Regions from separate parts of the Homo sapiens genome. Here region 1 is linked to region 2. The links are chromatin loops, found by intact Hi-C in ENCODE. Cell type or tissue: heart right ventricle. All regions are shown on one strand. Each heading gives the region's core, and the rest is flanking DNA. Links, peaks and the distances in the headings are about the cores only. Region 1 overlaps UBL3 (ubiquitin like 3). Region 2 has its middle 17 kb from the start of LINC00572.

Region 1 (9,800 bases), core at 681-8,680, 75 kb before region 2:
AGCCTCAGCAATGGCGGGCGCCCCTCCCCCAGCCTCGCTGCTGCCTTGCAGTTCAATCTCAGACTGCTGTGCTAGCAATGAGCAAGGCTCCGTGGGCGTGGGACCCTCCAAGCCAGGCGCGGGATATAATCTTCTGGTGTTCCGTTTGCTAAGACCGTTGGAAAAACACAGTATTAGGGTGGGAGTGACCCAATTTCCCAGGTGCCATCTGTCACAGCTTCCCTTGGCTAGGAAAGGGAATTCCTTGACCCCTTGCACTTCCCGGGTGAGGTGATGCCTCGCCCTGCTTCGGCTCACGCTCGGTGGGCTGCACCCATTGTCCTGCACCCACTATATGACAAGCCCCAGTGAGATGAACCCAGTACCTCAGTTGGAAATGCAGAAATCACCCATCTTCTGCGTCGCTCAGGCTGGGAGCTGTAGACTGGTGCTGTTCCTATTCGGCCATCTTGGAACCACCCCCTACTCATATTATTTTTAATTAAATTATTTTCTTAAAATGTTAAGAATGGTCAATTTGGGAAAGTTACTCTTCTAGCTTAAATTAATCATCTAATATGTGACCACACATATACTATGTTTTCAAACAGAGCGAAAGTGGATATACCATTGCTCTTTTCTTTGTAATAATCTGATGTGCCTATTCTGGAAAACCTCCCTTTTGCACTTGTGATTATTTTTGGTGTGCTTCTCAGGTAATTATAAGTTATATAAGTTATTCAAGTCACCTGGGGAACAAAAAAAGGGTTTTACAGTTTCAGAGTAGACTGCTATCCCTTTTGTCCATCCTGGGATAGCCACTTGAACTACTCAAGGGAGACTTCAGCTGTCCATCTAGTGGTTCTAATTGAGAAATGAGATATGTAAGCATTTCTTCCAGAAATGACTCATGTGTTGCCATAATTTGAAAAGCAAAAATATAATAACAGGCTTACATCTGCAATCTGCAGTACATACAACTTATCAATGAACCCAGAATAAAGGTATTTAGGGAAAAAGTTTTCCCAGCTTTTGATTTTTCTTGGCTGCCTGTTCGAAGTCCCAAAGGAGTAAGGTAGACAGTACTTTGGGGAATGAAAAAGCCATTTGCTTCCCTCCTATGACAGCTGGGAATCTAATTTCCCAATTTTTTAGTAAAACTCCTTCTCTGGGTACAAAGAATTTAACAAGAAACAACATCTCTTCGCAATCTCTGCATCAAAGCATGAACTAGATGACTGCTACTGAACCAACAGCCCTACTATTCTGTAATAGAAATATTCACCTTTGTAAGATTAAAAAGGAATAATTTCAGAGCAAAAAGCAAGTACTATTAATGCCTGTCCTGATTATATGCAGTAGCAAAGCAAAGGTATTTTGACAATTAGAAAGTGTTTGGAAAATATAGATACAGGCACAAGAATGGAAAAAATGACTTTCAAAAAAATGCACATACTGAATCCTTCTATGCCTAGCATATCAGTATGGAAGAAAACTACAAGAATTATATTAAAAACACTCTTGACCACATTGAAATACTTGATAATATATTGAGACCCATATAGCTTTCACCAAATTATACAATATTCCTCACCTCCTTGCTGTATCTGCTGTTGTTGACAAATCTGCCTCCTTGAGTTTCTCCCTATATGCCTTAAATGACAATCCAGCATTTTTTTTTTCTTTTTTCCTATAACTCTGTTCCTTTTCTCACGTTCATAATTCCCTTTTTCCCAAATAGAGGGGTTGTGCCTTCAGGGTATCCTCCCTCCCTCCCTTGGTGACTCATCTAATCTCATATTGATATTTTTTCAACTGAATGCTCACAAAAATTTATACTTTTTAGACTTCTCTTCTTTCCTGATGAGTAATTTCACACTCTTACAGAAGTTAAGGAGAGGTAAAATGACTCACAGATTCCTATACTACTTGCTCTTTTAAAAAAGATAATTCTTGCTGGGCGCGGTGGCTCACGCCTGTAATCCCAGCACTTTGGGAGGCCGAGGTGGGTGGATCACCTGAGGTCAGGAGTTCAAGACCAGCCTGACCAACATGGAGAAAACCCGTCTCTACTAAAAATACAAAATTAGCCGGGGTGGTAGTGCATGCCTGTAATCCCAGCTATTCGGGAGGCTGAGGCAGGAGAATCGCTTGAACCAGGGAGACGGAGGTTGCGGTGAGCCAAGATCGCGTCATTGTACTCCAGCCTGGGCAACAAGAGCAAAACTCCGTCTCAAAAGAAAAAAAAAAAAAAAAAGATAATTCTACAAGCTTGATTATATGTCTTTCTATATGATAGTTGACTAAAATCAGAAAAGTTAAAAGAAAGGCTGATGACAGCTTACTTAATGATAGAAAAAAAAAGAACGCTGACATTAAGAGAAGAAAAAAACTAAAAAATCACAAAAAGTAAAACAAAAAGCTTAGCAGTCTGGGACCACTTGGAATACAAGTCAAAAACAAACAAACAAAAAAACAAAAAAAGTCAAAGATCTTTTTAGTCCACTGAAAGTATTATATAAACCATACAAGTGCACTGTCCAATAATAGTAGCCACTAGATACACATAGATATTTTCATTAAAATTAAACATAAGTAAAAATTCGCTTCCTCAAACACTAGCCATGAAGAAAGTGCCCAATAGACACAAGTAGCCCAGCACGTGGCTACCTTACTAGACGACACAATAAAGAACATTTCCATGATTGTGCTAAGTTCTATCAGACACCTGCAGTGCTAATTCAACATTCATTGAGTTTTCCTTATTTAGTAGGCACTGTGCTAGACACAGCAGTTTAGAAAGATGAGGCCTCTCTGCCCTCAGAGTAAGTACATAGTCTGTTTAGTGGGAGAAACACATAAAAACACTTACAATTGCTAGAGTACAGGTAATGAAATTTATGAAAGAGCAACTAATTCTGTGGCCTAGCTCTGAATTTCAGACCAATTAGCTAAGATTCCAATCCTTTTACCTAATTTCTTTTTTTTTTTTTTTTTAAGACGGAGTCTCGCTCTTTCGCCCAGGCCAGACTGCAGTGGCGCTATCTCGGCTCACTGCAAGCTCCGCCTCCCGGGTTCACGCCATTCTCCTGCGTCAGCCTCCCGAGTAGCTGGGACTACAGGACCCCACCACCGCGCCCGGCTAATTTTTTGTATTTTTAGTAGAGACGGGGCCTAATTTCTATAATTTACCTTCTCTGTAGACTTAGCCTTGTTCATCTAGCAGTAGACTGTATAACAAATAATGCTGAGACTCACTACTACTTAGAAATCCCCGGGCCATCAGAACCAGAAGTACTGATGCCTGCATAGTTAATTTAAGTTAGCACTGTTCCTCTGGAGTCTACGCTTTACATTGCTGGCAATCCGTGATGGAAGCAGCTATCCTGCCACTCTGGCTACTTTTCCTTGGTCCCTCCCAGAAGTCAGCTTTGTGCCAACTGTCATTTTTAATTTGGATTTCCCAGCATGTTCTATACTTACAGTGTCTAGCTGCCTGACAAAGTTATAAAACATTACCAAGGAATTAGCACTGCAGTTGAGGACAAGTTTCAGGTGCAAATGGAGCAAGATAAAGAGAAGTCAAGGTCCACTTTAAGCAGAAAGTGAAGGCTCTGCAAAGGATGAGAGAGAAGCACAGGAGTTAAAAGAAAGATTATGGACAAGCAGGGGTTCATTACAACTCAAACACAGGGTACATACAAGGGGCCAACAGGAGATGAGGCTGGAATGCGGCCCAACTGCCAAGACAAGAGCATTAATGCTGTCATGGTAAGAAGGTTGGCCTGGATTAGCATGTGAGTGATAGCCAGCCATTAGTAGGTAGTACAGTCAGACACTGAGATCTGTATTTTCCATAGACAAATCTGGGAAAACGGTGGAAGGCGGACCGCAGTGGATGACTAAAATAAAAAGACGTCTGGATGGAGATCGGGTTAAAAAGTAGTGGAGATAAAAGAGGAAATTGATTTGAAACATATTAGAGAAAAATGATTGGCTTTATTGATGGGATCTATCTAGGACACTGGCACCCAAAAATGTTTGCTGCCCAAATTAGTGAGGAAAATAATGAGACCACTTAGATCACACAGGACAGAAAACAAATACCACAAGAAACATAAAAATTTGAGAACATGGCAGAAGACACACTGTGAGATTTAAAAAGAACAAAGACTCCAATGAGGCAATATTCCCTCTGCCTACAATATAATTCCCTAAGATAGCTGCATGGCTTGCTCCCCACCTCCTTTAGACTCCTGCATAAATGTCAACATCTCTGTGAGCCCTTCCCTGATCCCACTATTTAAAACTGAACACAGACATACTCAGCACTCCCAACCCCCTTTACTGCTTTATTTTTCTCTGTAATACTTACCACCATCTAATATACAATATATTTCACTTATTTTGTTCAATGTCTGTATCTTTACTATTTAAATGTAAACTCTATTAGGAGAAGGATTTGTTTGCTTCATTCACCACTATACACCAGCACCTAAAAAAGCATCTGACACATAGGAGGTACTCAACAAGTACTTATTGACTGTCTGAATAAATAACGCAGTGGCTCACGCCTGTAATCTCAGCACTTTGGGAGGCCGCAGCGGGCAGATCACGAGGTCAAGAGTTCGAGACCAGCCTGGCCAACATGGTGAAACCCCGTCTGTACTAAGACTACAAAAATTAGCCAGGCACAGGTGGCGCGTGCCTGTAATCCCAGCTACTCAGGAGGCTGAGGCAGGAGAATCACTTGAACCCAGGAGCTTCCAGTGAGCTGAGATCGCGCCACAGTGCACTCCAGCCTGGGTGACAGAGCAAGACTCTGTCTCAAGAAAAAAAAAAAAAAAGGAGTAAGAAGAACAGAATGAATACATGTAGACTAGTATGTAATCATAAAAATGATACCTAACATGAAAAATCTGTTGATCTTTTTGGATGCTCAAATGAAAAAATATGGATAACTAAATAGTTCTTTAAATATAAAAGGCTCAAAAATGTTTTCTTCATATATGACATAATATATTCAAATATATATAATTATAATACAGTCTTTCTCTTTACAGTCACAAAATAATGAGAAAGATTTTATAGCTGGAAAAATCACTCACAATAATTGATAGCCACATAGCAAATCCACCACTTAAAGTACTTAAGTCCTATTAAAGACACCAAACTTCAGTTAATGCTTTCTCAAAACTTCCATTCAAATTTCAAATTTATTTTCTGACATTTTGGCTTAATGATAAAAAAATGTTAAAATTCACATTTAAATTATTAAATTACATGCTAATTTAAAATGTTAAAAATTAAATGTTAAGCAAAGGCAAGAAGCTGAGGTTGAAATATCAGAGTATTAGTATAACTGTAACCACTGGCTTTAAAATATAGTAAAGAGGATATGACAAAGTGAAGAATGGTCAAAAAGTTAGAAAAGTAAAAACTCCAAGAACACAAAAAAGGCTACTTAGCTAGCTGGCTTCAGGAAAATAATCAAACATTACTAAGCTTCACTTTCTCTATCAATGAAATGAAGTTAATAGTAGCACCTACCTACCTGACAGGATTGTTTTGAGAGTTTTCCGATGGATTAAATTTGTTTCAAGTAATAAGCTTGGCACAGTGTCTGTAAGCGATCATCTTACTCCTTTAATCCACAAACATTTATGAAAAATCTACTATACAAAAGGCACTATACTAAGTACTGGTCATGGCAGCAAATAAAATATATAAATATAAATATATATATATATATAAATATATATATATATATAAATATATATATATATATATATATATATATATATATATATATATATATATATATATATATATCTCCACCCTCCTGGAATCTATGGCCTACTGGGGAGGACAAATAACTGAATTACAAAGTGTGATACATGCTCCAGAAGAAATCAATATGGTCTTGCAACAGAAACCAAGGGAGTAAAGGCTCTCAACTTTAGATGTCAGGAAAAGCTTCTCTGAAGAAAGAAAAACTACCCATGCAGATGCAGAGAGGGTATAGAAGTATACTGATGAGCATCCTAAGCAAAGACTCTGTGATGCAGAGAGGGTATAGAAGTATGCTGATAAATATCCAGGCCAGGTGCAGTGGCTCACGCCTGTAATCCTAGTAACTCCCAGTGGGTGGCTCCCACTTTGGGAGGCCCAGGCAGCTGGATCATGAGGTCAAGAAATCAAGACCATCCTGGCCAACATGGTGAATCCCCATCTCTACTAAAAACACAATAATTAGCTGGGTGCGGTGGTGCGTGCCTGTAGTCCCATCTACTCGGGAGGCTGAGGCAGGAGAATCACTCGAACCTGGGAGGCGGAGGTTGCAGTGAGTTGAGATCGCGCCACTGCACTCCAGCCTGGCAACAGAGCTAGACGCTGTCTCAAAAAAAAAAAAAAAAAAAAAAAAAAAAGTATATTGATGAATATCCAAGGCAAAGACTCAGCCTTGCTGTGGGATAGGGCTTGTAGCATGTTTGAGGAACTGAAAGGGAGCCAATACAATTAAAGCATAGCAAATCAAATGAGATGACATAGTCATGTTAGACAGGAGCTAGATCATGCAGGACCCTGAAGGCCCAAGGAAAGGATTTGTAATTTTATTCTATGGAAATTTATTCTTCAATGGAAAACACTCAAGGTATTTTTGGAAAAGGTACTACAGGGAATGTGAATCAAAGTAGAAGGATTAGTTCCAAGATTAATACAATAGTCCAGGAGAGAGAGGGTACTTGAACTAGGTTGGTAGCATGATGAAGAGAAGTAGATGGATTCTAGATATACTTTGAAAGTGACTGAATATAAAGAATGAGGAAAAGAGAGGAATCAAGGATGGCTCCAAGAGACGTCTGACTTAAGCAACTGCTTGGCTGATGGTGCCATGGTAAGTAACATAGTAATTAGTTTTAGCAGTTCTTAGCAACTAGAAGGATAAAAGAGAGAGAGGACTGCCAATTCTACAGCACAAAACAGCAAAAATAAATAAATAAACAAATAAATAAATAAATAAATAAAATAAAACCAGGGTACGAAAAGAAAAGGCAATTAGGCTACCTATGAGAGAACAGCAATATCAGACCAAATTTCCCATGGAAAACAACTATAAAAGTGATATAAAATGCCCCTAAATCCCCAGCTATTTGAAGGTTTCCGGAGAACAACCAAGGGTCAGGACTTGAGGAGCCAAGATCCCTTAGAGAAGGGAAACACTTTGAAGATCTCCCTTCAATTCCCCCTTGAGGTATTTGCCAATTACCAGTACAGAGCAAAAGGCCAAGCAGAAAGCAGCATCCCAGAACTTGTATGAATCTCACTGGGCTGGGAAGACACAAAAAGTGGATGTTGTACCACCAAAGGGCCAGGAATTGAGGATCTCAGGAAAATAAAAAGGAACCTCAAAGAAAGGGGCCCAATATTCTGTTCAACTTTTCCTCTCCAGGAATGTGCTGAATTGTAAACAGCATGGACTGAAATTCAGAAAATCCCAACAAAAAGATGTTGAAAAGAGGTTTTAAAAATAGCTTTCATCAGCCTCATGATACCTGAAATTCAGGACTTGCCAAGGAAGAGGTATCTTGGTAAACATGGCAAACTTTCAACTGAGACCTTAGCTAAGGGCTATACACCAGTAGTCCACCAATAGTGAGGCTATCAGAATTTCCTGACTGCCCTGAATTCAGGCTCATGTCTTATCAGTCACTTACGAATCAAAGTAATCAATGTTTTTCTAACTACTCACCAGAGGATATTAAATCCTATACGGAGAAACATAACCATAATTCAGATTCTCTATAATTTTTCATCACAATGTTAATAAAACATTGCCAGGCACCCAAGGAAAAAGGATCAAATAATCAAAAACAAAACAACAGAAACAGGCTCACAGACAATCTAGGTATGACGGTCATCAGACAGGAATTTTGCAACAGTAGTTAATATACTCAAGAAAACAGATGAAAACATAAGAATTTGAATCTATGTAAATTTTAGGATAAAAAATACAAAAACTAAAATTAAAAACTCAATAATTAGAAATAACTGGATACTGGACAGTGAAAATACAAGTGAACATGAAGATAGGTTGCTAGAAAATCTCTAGGCTTACGAGAAGGGGAAAAAAGAATGGAAACAGTGACATGACCTAACATACACGTAATTGTAGTCCCATAAGGAAAGAAGACAATTGAATAGAAATAATACTTAAAGAATATTAGCTAATTCCCGGGCCAGGTGCCTATAATCCCAACACTTTGTAATCATGCCTGTAATCATGCCTGTAATCCCAACACTTTGTAATCATGCTTGTAATCCCAACATTTTGGGAGGCTGAGGCAGGCGGATCACTTGAGGCCAGGAGTTTGAGAACAGCCTGGCCAATACGGCAAAACCACGTCTCTATGAAAAATACAAAAATTAGCCGGGCGTGGTGATATGCGCCTGTAATCCCAGCTACTAGGGAGGCTGAGGCACTAGAATCACTTGAACCCAGGAGGCGGAGGTTGCAGGGAACTGAAATTGCACCACTGCACACCAGCAAGACTCTGTCTCAATAATAATAATAATAATAATAATAATAATTTTAGCTAATTCCCAAATGACAAAAGATAGTAAGCCAAAGATTGACTCAGGACCTCAAGATACTCTACAAGCTTTATGTAGATTACAAAAAAAAAAGCTACACAAGAGCACATCAATAGTAAAATTGGTGAAAACCAAAGACAAGATATAATCTTTAAAACAGCCAAAGGAAAACACATTAACTTCAAAGGAGTAACAATAAAATCAAAAGCCTGAGTTAACATAAACAGTGGCAGCCAGGTGATGATAAAATAACATCTTGAAGGTGCATAAAGTAGGGACCCTTTAAAAGTGAAGGTAAAATGAACACATTTTCAGGCAAACCAAAACAGGGAATTCATTACCAGAAGACCTGCACTAAAAGTTCCTTGGATAAAACGATAATTACCCAGATGCACATACAATCAAAAAGAAAGAAATGAAGACCTCCAGAAAGGTAAATTTGAGGACAAAGTGAAATGAGCAATGATTATTTTAACAACAACATTACTCTTATTACCACTGTTATAATTACTTTAACAATAATAATAATGACATCTTTGGGGTTGAAAACAAAGCAAAGACTGGAAGAGGGGTAAATGGAATTAAATTAAAAGGCCATTCCATTACCCTGAAGTGGCAAAGGCAAAAATTTATGACAGACAAAAAAGTTAAAGATGAACATTGTAATCTCTATGCTAACCAGTAAAGATAGTAAAAGAATTTATAACAGAGAAGCTGAGAGAAAGGTATATGGGAAACTGTTTGATTAATCCAAAAGAAAACAAAATGGAAGGGAAAGTTATAAAGGACTTAATGATGGAAGTAAAATACAAATTGCAAAACTGTAAATTCAAACCCAAATAATGTGGTACAGTAATTACATTAAAGGTAAACCAGAGATTATCAAACTTAGTAAAAAAGCAAAAACCCAACTATATGATGCTTAAAGAGATTCATCTTACGTATAAGGACGAAGAGAGATTTAAAGGAAATGGATAGAAAAAAAAAGAATGCTATATTAACATCCCCTCTGGAAAAAAACTTTAAAGCAAAAAATGTTACTAGACAGGAAGACAGAACAATCATAAATTTATTTGTAGCTAATAACTTAGCCTCCAAATATGAGGCACAATTTGAGAGAACTAAAAACATACAGACAAATCCTCACATATTTGGCAATGTTAACACAAGTTTCTCAATTGAGTGATTTAAAAAAGACAAAAAAAGTCAAGTGTGATACAATAGAT
Region 2 (9,800 bases), core at 804-8,803:
GAATTCACCTGGAGAGCCTGCTGCTGCTCTGTCTCTTGGCCTTGGTGTGAGCATTTTTCACCCAAATTGGGCCACTTCTTATCCTTGTAACAGTGTAACAGCAGATTCTGTCACCCATGGCTGTTTCCCAGCTGTCTGTAGACATGTCTCATAGAATCACGTTTGTTCTCAGTTCATTTTAACAATTAATCATATTTTATCATTATAATAGTACTACATAATTGCTATAGAAAATACAGAAGAGTAGAAAAAAAGGGAGAAACCATTTATAATCCTACCATCTTAGATATAACCCTGTGGATATCGACAGTTCATATATATATATATATATATATATATATATATATTTTTTTTTTTTTTTTTTTTTTTTTGAGACAGTCTTACTCTGTAGCCAGGCTGGAGTGCAGTGGTGCGATCTTGGCTCACTGCAACCTCTGCCTCCAGGGTTCAAGTGATTCTCCTGCTTCAGCCTCCCAAGTAGCTGGGACTACAGGTGCGTGCCACCACGCCCGGCTAACTTTTTCTACTTTTAGTAGAGACGGGGTTTCACCATGTTGGTCAGGATGGTCTTGATCTCTTGACCTCATGATCTGCCTGCCTCAGTCTCCCAAAGTGATGGGATTACAGGTGTGAGCCACCGCCCCTGGCTGATAATTCATATATTTTCAGTTAAGATTCTACACTTAGGATTATTTGTCTGTAATATACATGTGATGAATATATACATATATATCTTCTGAAAAGCACACTTTCTACAGAAAAGGATGGAAAATTGTTTTCCAGTTTAAAGACTATCTTATTTTACCCAGTTAACCAACCAGCAATGTGTAGTTTAGTCTCTCTTGTTAATTGCAGGGCACATAAAGTTCTCAACTGCAGAGGTGCCAGAAATTCTCTTTTTCTAATTCAAACAATAATTTTATAAATTAGATTTGAAAATGTCCCATTTAAAAAAGCTGCTTTTTAAAAACATGATTACTTAAAAATCACAGGCTGATTTTCATATTCCACTTTATTTTTTTAAATATTATTTATTTAAAGAAATAGTATATATATTTCCCAGTGATCATATAAACTCTTTCAGAATCATTTTTTAAAAGCTCCCTTCAGTTCTTCTTACTTGAATGAGTTGTATTCTGGAAAACAAAAACAAAAAAGAAATGATGGTAGGACAGAAAGTTTTGAAGGGCAGCATTGAACTGTGTACATGTACATTGAATTGTACATGACTCCGAGGCTGTTTCAGTGAGCTGATAAGAAAAATGACAACATGACTGTGAAAATCAGGCCAATCAGTAAAAAAGAAAAGTCTTAAGCCAGATAATTAAGTCAAAATAAAAATCAGTTTTGAGGCCCACATTCAAGTTCAGTGAGTCTTCATTTATGCCAATCACCAAATAGTTGTCAGGGGTCTGCTTCTTTTTGTGTAGCATGAACCAAGGTGGAAGTGTCCTCTAGTTGGTGTAGCTATGTAAATTCCAGTGGATCTGAACAGAAGTCTTAACTTGGCCTTCCCCACACAGGAGATGATCACTCTTCCTCAAATTGCCTTTAAATAGAGTGGCGCCTCACCAGCACTGTCAGAGGGCAATTTACTTCTCCACTGAGAGCTGGCAAGCCAACATTTCCACTGCCTGGGAGTGGCTAACGAGAGAATGCAATAACATTGCACAATCACTGTTAAATATGAGGTTGAAAATGTAAACATAGGTCACCTTTTTGTAGAAAATAGATGAAGTATTTAATTCATTTCCTGATACTAAAAAACAGGATTTCTTTTTTTTTTTTTTTTTTTTTTTTTTGAGACGGAATTTCACTCTTGTTGCCCAGGCTGGAGTGCAATGGCACAATCTTAGCTCACTGCAACCTCCACCGCCTGGGTCCAAGCAATTCTCCTGCCTCAGCCTCCCGAGTAGCTAAGATTACAGGTGCCCACCACCACACCTGGCTAATTTTTGTATTTTAAGTAGAAATGGGATTTCACCATGTTGGTCAGGCTGGTCTCGAACTCCTGACCTCAGGTGATCCACCCGCCTCAGCCTCCCATAGTGCTGGGGTTACAGGTGTGAACCACCATGCCCAGCCTGATTTTATTTATTTATTTTTTTAATGAAATGCCACGTAGTGGATTGATAGATGTGTCCATGCACTCATGCATGCTTAATCTTTTTAGGAGCACGAAATGAATATACATTCCAAAAACTCCCAGTAAAAATTGCAAGGTCAGTAGTATTATCAAAATACATTTGCCATCATCGAGACCAAAAAATATTCCCTTGACATCTAACAGATGTAATGAATCTTGTTCTAAACTAGTTATATTGGCCTGTGTGTGAGACGACTGCTGTGTTAGATTCCTAGGGCTGTCATGACAATGTACCACAAACTGGGTGGCTTAAAACAACAGAAATTTATTCTTTTACAGTTCTGGAGGCCAGAAGTTCAGGATCAAGGTGTGGTCACTTCTGGGACCGTAGTGTTCCCTTCAACAGGATGGCAGGGTTGGTTCTTTCTGGGGGTTGAGGGAGAGTCCATTCCAAGTCTCTCTCTTAGATTCTGGTATTTGCCTGGCAATCCTTGGTGTTCCTTGGCTTGTAGGCACACAACTCCAGTCCCTACCTTCTCTACCTCCCTTGTCACATAGCATTCTTTCTACGTCTGTGTCCAAACTCCCCTCTTTATAAGGACACCAGTCACTGGATTAGAGTCCACACTAATCCAGTATAACCTCATCTTAACTTGATGACATCTGCACAGATTCTGTTTCAACATAAGGTCACATTTACAGGGTTAGAAAGATACATGAACGTATCTTTCTGGGGGACACAATTCAACCCAAAACAACTACAGACATTCCTTGATGAATGATTTTTCAAGTTTATGATGAAGTGAAAGTGACATGCATTCAGTGGAAACTGTATTTCTAGTACCCATACAACCATTGTTTTTCACTTTTAGTACAGTATTCAATAGATTATATGAGAGATCTAACACTTTATTATAAAACAGGATTTGTGTTAGATAATTTTGCCCAATTGTAGGCTAATGCAAGTGTTCTGAGCACGTTTAAGGAAGGCTATGTTCAGCTGTGATGTTTGGTAGGTTAGGTATATTAAATGAATTTTCGACTTATAATATTTTCAATTTATGATGGGTTTATTAGGATGTGACCCCATTGTAAGTCAAGGAGCATCTGTACTTACTAAAATCTTCCAACAAACATCTGGAGAGAGCTCATCTGCATAGCTAATTTCTAAAGACATGATGATCACTTAGAAACATAAACCAACAGACTTTTGCAGTGCAGCCAGAGGCGTCCAAGACTTCTCTGTGGCCGCCCAGCTCAGGATAGCAGATCCCTCACACTCCCAACTCCTCAGTCAGAGCTTTCCCTGCGGCTCCCTGTTGCATCTCCCTTTCTTTATATGGATGCTGATGCAATACTGCTAGCACCTTGATGATGAAGAAGAAAACTGAAAGCATACCTATTGAAAACCATGAGTAAGCTACATTTGACTGTTCTCGCCCCTCCATCCTTATTTGGATATTTTTTGTGGCTAGAAGTGCTTGCTCCTCAAACCTAGACCTTCATCTCCAATTGGATTCGTTACTGCTTCCAAACAAATCTCACACGCAGCCCAGCTTCCTCGGGCAGTGGGACAACCCGAATCAAATTGTGTGACAAATACGCAGGAAAATTCCCATGGCAGTCCAAGTGAGATAGATTCACATTAATCCTAGGCTCTGTGCTAGCCCAATAGCTACAGGACCCTGGAGGCTCATGTTGACCTAGTCTACTTTTATATCCAGATTTCTTACTTTTTTTGAATATTTCAGAGGCACTTCACTGATTTACTCTCGATGTGTGGAATGAAGACGCTCTCCATCTGACTCTTGTCTCTCTAACTAGCTACACGTTCTCTAACATAAGTAGGCCTTGGAGATGATGGTGGATGTTTATTTAATTTAATTTACTTCTTTTTTTAACCCAAGCCAAAAATGGTCAATGATGGTAGATGTTATGAAATTAGCTCCTGACTGCGATTTACCTGGAGAATAATAGTTCCTATCTTTTAAAAATGCCCCTGAAAAGAAAAACCTTTCTGTAGGCAATGCTAAATGAGACTGAATCACCCAAATTTCATTCTAGCTCAGGAAGACAGCTTCTCACGCTCTCACATCTGGACTGCAGGCACGGGGAGGCTGGGAGCTGCCATCTCTCACTTCCAAAGGCGTGGCTGGAGGCAGCTGGAAAGCCACATCCTGTCTTATGCCAAAATGACTGAGGACATGAAGTGTGGAAAGTGGAGAGAATTTTCTCTAGCGAATGTAATAAACACTACGAACCTGTGAGTAAAACAAAAACAAAAAATAGCTTCAGGTGAAAAAAATAAATTATCAGAATCTGCCTGTGCCTAAAGGCTTCAAGCTCAATATGCATGATTAGAAGAAAATTTCTCCAGGGAAACTAATATCTTATTGGTACTACCCCTGAGCCATCAGGATGGTTAAATAAGAAAAAACTGGCAACGTGGTCCAAATGCTTCCCTGCTACTGGGACATGTGTGATTGAATTACATAGAGAGACTATCAATCATATTTATTTGGCTTATCATGATTAAATCTTGAGTTTGGGATAAGTCGAAGTGACATCATGCCTTCCAGGGGTCCTTGATTTTGTGATTGAATTACATAGAGAGACTATCAATCATATTTATTTGGCTTATCATGATTAAATCTTGAGTTTGGGATAAGTCGAAGTGACATCATGCCTTCCAGGGGTCCTTGATTGAGATGATAGTGTCGCCTCCTTCCTTGGGGGTTTTCTGAGTCCCAGCACGAAGTAGAGTCTCCTATTTTGCATTCAGTGCAATAAATGCTCCCATGGAGTGTTGCCAGAAATATACATGCATTTAAAAGTTTGGCCTGGCATTCAAAAGTTAAGCAGCCAAAAGCACAAAGCAAAGAATGAGCAAGAGCACAGTGAGAATGTTTGCTTGGCCTAGCATTGAGAAATGAGGCCCCATGAGCAGAGTGGGGCTGTAGTGATTATGAACACAAAGCCATCCCCTCGCCTAGGTGTCCGAGTAGACCCCCCTTCCCCCACTGCCTCCCACCATGTCACCAGATGGCTGGCTTCTCTCAGCCACCGTGGAGGAGGCACCGAGGAGGGCCATTCCCCTCTCCAATGCAGAATCCTCATGGAAGACAAAGGCAGATGGTTTTTCAGATTCGATTCCGAGACCTGATGAATGACCATCTCGACAGACTGCCATTCATGTGTTGTTCCAGTCCCTTCTTTCTGCCTGCCACAAATTTGCTCTCGGTGAACCCCTGGGACAACCAGCCAGGAGCATTTCAGGGCTAATGATCTAAAAGACGAGCAAGGGGAGAAGTCAAAGCCCTGTGTCTGGCTGGTGCAGGACTAAGGAGGGGGCAGACAAGAGCTCTGTGTTATAAACAAGGGCATCGCCTGGGCTCTAGCATCAGGAGCAAATGTTAGACTGTGTGTGTAGGACTAGCTGTAGGTCCAGTGTGATGTGAGACCAGGTTTATTTTGATTTCCTCCCTCCACTTTTTACCTCTGTCCTCTGTCCTAGTGAGCCCCATAAGTACAACCATCACCCTGGGGCCACCCACTGGTTATCTCCAACCTGCAGCAAAAACCCTCGCAGTGTTCCACACTCCAGACCTTCCCAGGTCTGGCCCTATTAAGATGTGCTTGCTCTGCTGCCTGGCAGTGATGTACTGTGTTGCCCTGTGGGTGTGCTTTGGCAGGGCCTCTCATTCTTTGGAGGTAGGCAGGGGGAGGGAAAGGCATTACACCTCCTATATGCTTTGTGAGATCTTTCTGTACAATATCTAATGGAATACTTCCTGCCATCCTAGGGGGCAGGGGGCATTAGCACCATATTCCAGACAAGCAAAAGCTGAGAGAGGTCAAGTTGGAAATGTTGGAAATCTCACACCAGTCCAGAACAGAACCAGGATTCCAGCTCTGTTTGCTCAAAGCCCATGTTCTTTCTCCAACCTCATGGGAACAGGCAGTGGGAGCCTAAGGCCAATGAGTCACGGTTAGCCTAGAGGATCCTTTGCAGCAAGCTGTATCACACCCCAGAGTGCCTGCTGATTGGTGTGATGATCCCAGGCCTCTGAAGAGGCAGTCGAGCCCTGGCTCTTTGTCTGGGAGCCTCTAATGGCAGCTTCCACTTGGTTCCTTCACTTCAAGTTACTGTTGTAGGTGCATTTCTCCCTCTATGGAACCTTAGATATTGTCACTGTGCATTTATGTCCCTGGTTCCCCAGCACATGCTTGTGAAATCGGTAAATTCAATCTAATGAGTATACACAATGCATTGCTATAAAATGCACCTATAAGCAGTGCAGTTCTAAGGCTGGGACCCGAATTAGCGATTTGTCATCTGAAGAGGAGATTCCATCGGCCACCAAGGTGCATATATGAGCAGGGTTTCTCTGAACAGCAGGACTTGAACACCTGCAGGACTTTTCAGGCAATTCTCTTCCTTTTTTTTCTGTATCCTAAACAGCATTCGGAGTTAAAAGAGACAGTCAAGACACATCTGTTGGGTTGATGATGCAAAGGCTATACATTTAAGAAGAAACGCAACTTTGAATGTGAAAATCCTGGAACATGTTCTTGGTCCTCTGACCCAGAACAGAATTTTAAAAAAATTTTCACTTCCACTGAAAAACAAAGTAATAAAGTTATTGTAGAAGACAATTCTCAATTGTTGCAATAATAAGAAATAGAGTCAACATTCATGCCATATTCTCCACGTGTCATTTTAACCACAGGTTTCTACCCTTTTGCCTAATAATTATTGAACTGAAGTTACTCATACCTTAAGGAGTGAATGGTTTCTTCTTGCTCTGCCCCAGGATATGATCCAGAGGCAGTGGTCATTCCAAACTGAGGGTCAATAAAGATGAAGGCAGCTTCCATAATCCATATTTGTTTGATCATGAATTATTGAGTCAGTTTATTTAACAGTCATTTCTTTAGTGTTTATCATATGGCCCTTACTGTGTTATGATTTCTCTTTAATCACAGATGGTGCTCACACAAAGGTCCCAGGACTTGGCTGTGCTACTGGCCTTCAAGGAGCTCTCTTTGAGGGGCTAATAAAAGATTTAACAAAGCATGGAAGGAAAGAGGAATAATAGGAATGCAGAACTTTTGTTCCTATTGAGACCATAACTACAAGATGGGGATGTGGGGGATGAGGGTTTCCCCAGGGTCCCCCATGAAGGCAAAATAGAAAACCATAGTGGAAAATAGCAACTCAAATGGCTACATGGCATTCCTTATTGCCTTGAAATTAGGGTGGTACAGACCAAGCAAAAGATCCTCTGGATATGTGTGGCTTTGAGTGTGAGGGTGGAGGTAGGAATGAGTGGGGAGAGGTGGGAATAGAGGAGGATTCAGGAAAAGGCAAAAGCTAGGTGGTTCTGAGGTTCTGAACCTGCTCCTCCCAACATCCTGGTTCGTTACTGCCCATGCTTGGATCCCTCTGGGCTGCTCCTTGGCTGGCTGACCGGGAGTCCCAGAGGTGCCTTGCAACAGGAAAGTCCTGGGTCAGGACCAGACTGCCCAGTCTAGTGATACTGTGGATGGGTGTGGCCTCGTGGGGCTGTGGTGGCCTCATGGGTGACCATTGCTGGCAGGAAGAAGGGCTCCAGCTCCAGGCAGCCTGCTGCCAATTGCCTCCCTGCATTCAGCTCCTTGTCACTCCCCTGGAAGGAAGGGCTGGGGGGACTTCACTTCTCTCTGCTGCGTCTGGTCATGACCGCCTTGCAACCAGCTGCTTCTGCTCCTGCCTGGAGCCTCCCACTGAACCCCATGACAAGGACACTGTGCTGGGATTGTTTTTATTAGAAACAGGTTCTAACGTCATGCTTTCATTCAATCATTTTACTGACAGGCACAGAACACCGCCATGGAGCACACACCATGCTTGGTGCAGGGAAAAAATAAGTAAGACAAGGTCTGATATTGGGAGCTCAAGTTTAGAATGAGACAGCTATACAAACAAGAACAAGTGGCAATAGACTGTAATACATACTGCATGATTTCAATTGTATGACATTTTTGAAAATGTCATATAGAGAGGCCAAACTAGAGAGACCAAAAACAGATCAGGAGCTGGGGGGAGGAATCAACTACAGAGAGATGTAAGGGATTTTTTGGGTGGGGGCAGTAATGAAACTATGTTGTTGGTGTTGATTACACTACTAACTGTATTTATCAAAACTCACAGAAATGTACCCTAAAAGGAGTGAATTTTACTGTATGTATTGTAAGTTGATATTCATAAAAGGAAAATAAATTGCAATTGAGTCTGGTAAGCACTGTAATGGCATAACGCACAAAAAGTCACAAAGGAGGAGGTAAGCAGCTCTTCCTGTAAAGGTACGGGAAAGAGAATCAGGAAGACTTTACAGAGAGGAGAACAATTAACTTGTGGTTCTAAAGATGACAGGAGTTTGCCAGGGAGACAGGAGAGAGAGAACATTTCGTGTAGAGGCACCAGCAGGTGCAAAGGTACGGAGGTCAGGCAGCAAGCCCCATGTGTTCTGTGAGCTTCACCTCATGTGGTACATCTGGCCCATCTGCAGGAGTCTGAGCATGGACAGTCCTATATGTGATTGGGTGAGGACAATGCTTTTTTCTTTGCTTTTCAACATTTAAAAAATTGGGCTAAAATATACGTAACATGAAATATGCCATTTAAGCATTTTGAGTTTAGTGGCATCGATTACACTCACAATGTTGTGCTTCCACCACCACTATGCATTTTTTTTTTTTTTTTTTTGAGATGGAGTCTCACTCTGTCACCAGGCTGGAGTGCAGCGGCGCAATCTTGGCTCACTGCAACCGCCAACTCCCTGCTTCAAGTAATTCTCTTGCCTCAGCCTCCCGAGTAGTTGGGATTAAAGGTGTGTGCTACCATACCCAGCTAATTTTTGTATTTTTAGTAGAGATAGATATATTGTCACCATGATGGCCAGGATGGTCTTGATCTCCTGACCCTGTGATCCACCCATCTCGAACTCCTGACCTCAAATAATCCACCTGCCTCGGCCTCCCAAAGTGCTGGGATTACAGGAGTGAGCCACAGTGCCGGATCAACCGCTATGCATTTCTAAAACCCTTTCCTCACATCACCCTACACTGAAACTCTGTACCCATTAAGCAATAACTCCCCATTCCTCTCTCCGCCCAGCCCCTGGTAACCTCTAATCTACTTGCTGTCTATGAACTTGCCTGTTCCAGATAGTTCATATAAATGGAATCATACAATCTATGTTCTTTTGTGACTGGCTTATTTCATTTAGCATATTTTCTATTTGTTTTTAATGAGGCTTTTGGGTAAAAAAGGCAAGTCCTGAGAAAATTCTCTCATTGGAAAAGGTCAAGGCAAAAGAGAAAAGAAAGCCTTCTCTGAAGCAGAAAAATCAGAACTCAGTATTGGCTGGTGTGACTTTCTCTGGGAGTCTTGCACATGCTGAGGCTCCCTCCACGTTTCAAGAGCAGGCCTTGGAGAGGGACAACCCTGATTACCTACACCTCACTTGCACCTCCACAGGGTACAAGGTTCTGGCTGAGGCACTCCCTCACCACCGATCTGTTGCATGCCACATTCCTACCTTCTTTAAAACGGCTAAATGGATTTTTTAGAAGACTGAAGAAAATAAGTGACCAAGAATTTCAAATGAGGTAACCCAAGAAGCAGTGTTTAGAGTTAATTAGCCATTGAACTGTCAAGCCCAGTCACATC

Evidence for each region. Peaks named below come from ENCODE experiments on the same cell type or tissue, not always from the same donor. Only the 100,000 strongest peaks of a DNase experiment are listed, where the experiment ranks them.
Region 1: a loop joins it to region 2, with 10 times the contacts of the local background. A loop is called at or near these places in 4 of 110 quality-filtered maps.

What each region holds. Positions count from the first base shown.
Region 1 is chr13:29,829,375-29,839,174 of GRCh38, forward strand. All of the region lies in intron 1 of UBL3 (ubiquitin like 3), which reads right to left. Among named protein-coding and RNA genes, the nearest start is that of UBL3, 16 kb to the right of the region's middle. In heart right ventricle, for the core only: no CTCF peak of the experiment used is centred there; no DNase peak of the experiment used is centred there.
Region 2 is chr13:29,904,402-29,914,201 of GRCh38, forward strand. No RefSeq gene overlaps it. Among named protein-coding and RNA genes, the nearest start is that of LINC00572, 17 kb to the right of the region's middle. In heart right ventricle, for the core only: no CTCF peak of the experiment used is centred there; a DNase peak (open chromatin) is centred at 4,229; H3K27me3 peaks cover 921 bases.